Linked DNA regions of Homo sapiens: region 2 is linked to region 1. A link is a loop called in an ENCODE intact Hi-C map of the cell type or tissue named here. Cell type or tissue: natural killer cell. All regions are shown on one strand. Region 1 has its middle 82 kb from the start of ZC4H2. Region 2 overlaps LAS1L (LAS1 like ribosome biogenesis factor).

Region 1 (2,500 bases):
GGGAGATGGGGTAAAGTCAGAGGAAACCAGGTATAGGCTTCCAAGAGTCATTTCTTAGTGGAATCACACAGGATGCACTTAATTCCACCAGCAATTAGCTGTGACAACACTGTAAAATATTGTCTACCAGGAAGGTCACTGGAGACTCAGTGTGCTGATTTTTTTTTAATTGAGGGCTCTGCCTAGCATGTGTCAAAATTCCACACTCCCCAAAGGAAAGCCGATGTGAAGCATAAACCATATTATTTGCATGGAGTTAGAAACAATGAGCCATCCTTACCATAGAATGGTGGGAACTGTCCTAAAATTCAACTTCCCAGATGCCAGCCAAGTGCCTACCTTGTGAACAGTTCTTTTGAAGGATAACAGTCGAGACGACTAAGTTAACTCTTTCCGGCACAGTGGTAGTTCTATATATTCATAGAGTTAGGATTACATAAGTGTATCGCTCTTTTAGAGATACACTTAAGTTCTGTATATTTAATTGTATGTAAATTTTACCTCAAAAGAAAAAATCTGTAAGCAATATTAATGCTATACATTAATATACATATCAATTTTACTAATAAGCATATTTAAAGATGGAGTGAACTGATGATGTGTGCAACTATTTTGAAATGCATCAAAATTTAGGTGGATTGATGGATGAATAGAAGGATAGATATGTGGTAAAAATAAGTCCAGCAAAATGCTAATTGTAGGATCTAGGTGGGAATATATGGCTGCTAACTATAAAATTTTCTGTATTTCATTGTAATTTAATAATATTTCATAGTACCTTCAAGATGAAATATCGGGGAAAGATAATATCTATCTGGCAATGTTACTTCGTTGCCCCAAAACCTTGGTTTACTTTCCAGCGTTCAATACACTTTATAATTTGACTTCATATAATCAGCATAGCGCTCACTTACTTCCAAGGAATTTGAAGAGCACCAGGGAGAGCATGTGAGTAATGGAGAGAGGCATAGAAAGTGCCTCTCTGCACTCCCACTTAGGGTGACCAATTGTCCCAGTTTTCCCAGGACTGTCCTGGTTTTAAAATGTAAAGTCCTACATCTTGGGAAACCCCTCAGTCCTGGGCAAACTGGGATGCTTGGTCACCTTACTGCACCTGTGTGCCCAGCTGTGCTGTGAGTCTATTATTTTTCTGTTAAGAACAGCTGTCAACTATTATTTCTAATCCATGCTCAGGGGCTGTGGACAGTTGGAGGTCTGGCCCTGACACACTCATTCTGCCATCTGGGCAGATGCTGCCTCCTGCTGGTGATAGAGTGCACCTGTTACAGAACCTCTCCCACAGGGCAGTAGCAGTTATGCCTGCTTTTTTCTCTTCCCCAACTCACAGTAGTCCTGGTCTTTGTCCTGCCTTCAATTCCATAGCGCACCATCTCTAAGGCCACTGAAACACCATCCTTGGTTTCTGGGTCCTACTCCCAACTCTGACTCCAGGCATTCTTCAGCACCCTGACCATGTACGTGTAACTACACTGCCCACCAGGAGGCATCTCGGTTCCATTCAGAAGGTGGAAGAAATAGCAGTTGATATTTAGTAACACCTGGGCAAAATGAAGAACCAGCCCAGGAGTTCCCCGAAAAAAACAAATGGCTGCTATGCGTTTCCAAGATAGAAATGTCGGCAGAGCGCGGTGGCTCACGCCTGTAATCCCAGCACTGTGAGAGGGCGAGGCGGGAGGATCACGAGGTCAGGAGATCGAGACCATCCTGGCTAACACGGTGAAACCCCGTCTCTACTAAAAATACAAAAAATTAGCCCGGCGTGGTGGCAGGCGCCTGTAGTCCCAGCTACTCGGGAGGCTGAGGCAGGAGAATGGCGTGAACCCGGGAGGTGGAGCTTGCAGTGAGCCGAGATCGCGCCACTGCACTCCAGCATGGGCGACAGAGCAAGACTCCGTCTCAAAAAACAAAACAAAACAAAAAAAACCCAAAAAATTAGCCGGGCGTGGTGGCGGGCGCCTGTAGTCCCAGCTACTGGGGAGGCTGAGGCAGGAGAATGGCGTGAACCCGGGAGGCAGAGCTTGCAGTGAGCCGAGATCACGCCACTGCACTCTAGCCTAGGCAACACAGCAAGAATCTGTCTCAAAAAAAAAAAAAGTCTTCCTTCCTTCTGCCTATGCTACTCTGGTAGGGTGTCAACTCACTTTAAAAATATGGCTTGGCCAGGCACGGTGGCTCACGTCTGTAATCCTAGCACTTTGGGAGGTCAAGGCGACTGGATCACCTGAGGTTAGGAGTTCAAAACTAGCCTGGCCAACATGGTGAAACCCTGTCTCTACTAAAAAAAAAATACAAAAATTAGCTGGGCGTGGTGGTGCACGCCTGTAGTCCCAGTTACCCTGGAGGCTGAGGCAGAAGAATCACTTCAACCCGGGAGGTGGAGGTTGCAGTGAGCCGAGATGGCACCACTGCACTCCAGCCTGGGTGACAGAGTGAGACTCCATTTCGAATATATATATATCATATATATATCTTATTATAT
Region 2 (2,500 bases), 630 kb before region 1:
GGATAAAGCAAAGAACAGGGGGATAACCCAGAGTGAAAGAGGCTGCTTCTGGATATTTGAGATTTGAACCTTGGAGCCAAGCCTTTTCCTGGGGCCTTCCTATAATACCCACAAGATGAGGCTGGAGGCCTGCTAGCTGCCTGCCTGATCCTGTGGCACTGCCTGCCTTCCCCCCTCTAGGCTGCTACTTTGTCCTGGATTGGCTCCAGAAGACCTATTGGTGCCGCCAACTGGAGAACAGCCTGAGAGAGACCTGGGAGTTGGAGGAGTTCAGGGAAGGGATAGAGGAAGAGGATCAAGAGGAAGATAAGAACATTGTTGTTGATGACATCACAGAACAGAAACCAGAGCCTCAGGATGATGGGAAAAGTACGGAGTCAGATGTAAAGGCCGATGGAGACAGCAAAGGCAGCGAAGAGGTGGATTCTCATTGCAAAAAGGCCCTGAGTCATAAAGAGCTATATGGTAGGTGTTTTGGAGGGCAGAAAGCGGCCCATGAGCCCAGAAGGCTCAGGCTTAGGGTTAACGCTGTTTATTTCCCTGGCTCAGCATTTCCTCTGGGGCTGTGGTGAATCTTAGCTTAAAAAATTACTGTCACAAACCATCCTCCTGGCTAGTTTCCATAGTATAATGGCTGTCACATTTGCCTCACAAACCATCTTGAGCCCTGTGAAGTAGTTGGGGAAGGAATTCTAGTTCCTCAATTACAACTCAAGAAATGAGGTGAGAGAGGCTCAGAATCCCATCAGGAGAAGGGGTCTGGGCTGGCAGTCCTATCTGTCTCCCCATTCTGTTTTCAGAAAGAGCCCGAGAACTGCTGGTATCATACGAAGAGGAGCAGTTTACGGTAAGAAAGTGCCCTGGACTTGGTGTGCTCTCATCTGCCCCAGCCATTTCTTCCCTCTTGCCAGCTACCTGAGAGAAGTCTTGAGAAGGAATTTGAAAGAAAAGTGACAAAGCGTGAGGGAACTTCTCGGAAAGAGAGAGGGGGGAACTAGGAAGGAGACAAGAGGAGCAGAGTCCAATTGGCTGATCCTCCACACCGATGGAAGGGAACAGATGATGAAGTTTGCGGATAATCTGCCCCACTGGGTGGTAGGGAACAACTGGGAATGGGTAGTTGCGCAGCCCTGCAATTCCGCAGCTGACCAGTAGATGGGGCCCAAGAGCTTCCCTAAATCAGGTGAGCTGGAGGGGTGCTGTTTTTAGGGAGGTCACTCAGAAACCATTTAGCTCAGCCCTTCCTTTTCACAGATTAAGAAATTGAAGCCATGGATGAGTGAAGGGACAGGCCCAAAGTCACATATACAGTTAATGATAGAACCAGGATTAGTACCTGGATCTCCCAGTTATCTTTCTTCTGTAACTCATTGCCTCTCCTCATCTCTGGCCCTTTGGCCTAAGAGTCTCTATCTCCAGCCAAATTCCCCCATTGAACATCTCAGTATTTACCCACAGGAAATTCAGTTGGAGGAGGAAGGGAGGGAGAAGGAGGAGGAAGTCTCACATTTGAGAGTCAGGCTATTTTTAGTTGCAAGGCCAGTAGGGGAGTTGTGGGCCCCCCCCTGCATGCCCTGCCCTGTCCCCTGCAGGGCAGTGCTGAGAGGTCCTATGGGAAGGGATCCTGGAGGGGTGGAGGTGGGTTGCTTGGCTGAACCAGCCTTCTGATGGGACCCTCTTTGCTGGCAGGTGCTGGAGAAATTTAGGTATTTACCTAAGGCCATTAAGGCGTGGAATAACCCGTCCCCACGTGTAGAATGTGTCCTGGCAGAGCTCAAGGGCGTTACATGCGAGAACAGGTGTGTAACTAGGTAACCGGGAGCTGCGTATTCTCTAGGATAGAGGGTAGCAGCCTCATTGAAATCGGTTTCCCTATCCTAGCTTGCCAACCTCTGCTGTACAAAATCCCAGGGATAATCCTGATCCCCTCCACAGTGACCCTACATTTGGCAGAACTGTCTGCCCTCAACCCTGCCAACTTCCAGGTGGGGGTTGCCTATACTAGAATGGCCAGAGGCAGGAATGCCCACTATCATCCATCTGCTGGCCAGCTGCTTTCCTGTCTGTCGGGTGGCATGTGGAGCTCTTGACAACTAGGAAAATCCCTTGATAATTACCACCTCACTCACTGCCTAGCCCTTGTCTAAGTTTGAGGTAAAAGATATATGTATGGTGGGCACTGCTAGTCTTGTCTTGTTTTTTTTTTATTTTTTATTTATTTTTTTTGAGAAAGTGTCTTGCTCTGTTACCCAGGCTGGAGTGCAGTGGCGCAGTCTCGGCTCACTGCAACCTCCACCTCCCGGGTTCAAGTGATTCTCATGCCTCAGCCACCAGAGTAGCTGGGACTACAGACGTGAGCCACCACACCTGGCTAGTTTTTGTATTTTCAGTGGAGACAGAGTTTCACCATGTTGGCGAGGCTGGTCTCAAACTCCTGGCCTCAAATGACCTGCCCTTCTGGACCTCCGAAAGTGCTGGGATTATAGGCATGAGCCACTGT

What was found. A loop is a pair of places that touch in the nucleus more often than their neighbours do. Peaks named below come from ENCODE experiments on the same cell type or tissue, not always from the same donor. Only the 100,000 strongest peaks of a DNase experiment are listed, where the experiment ranks them.
Region 2: it touches region 1 in a loop (9-fold over the local background); 18 of 110 quality-filtered maps call a loop at or near these places.

The regions. Positions count from the first base shown.
Region 1 is chrX:64,893,644-64,896,143 of GRCh38, reverse strand. No RefSeq gene overlaps it. Among named protein-coding and RNA genes, the nearest start is that of ZC4H2, 82 kb to the left of the region's middle. In natural killer cell, no CTCF peak of the experiment used is centred here; a DNase peak (open chromatin) is centred at 1,253.
Region 2 is chrX:65,527,559-65,530,058 of GRCh38, reverse strand. It overlaps LAS1L (LAS1 like ribosome biogenesis factor), which reads left to right. Exons shown (of 14, transcript NM_031206.7): 5 at 181-465; 6 at 801-847; 7 at 1,690-1,799. Among named protein-coding and RNA genes, the nearest start is that of LAS1L, 6.0 kb to the left of the region's middle. In natural killer cell, CTCF peaks have their summits at 951 and 1,154 (motif pointing right); a DNase peak (open chromatin) is centred at 1,158.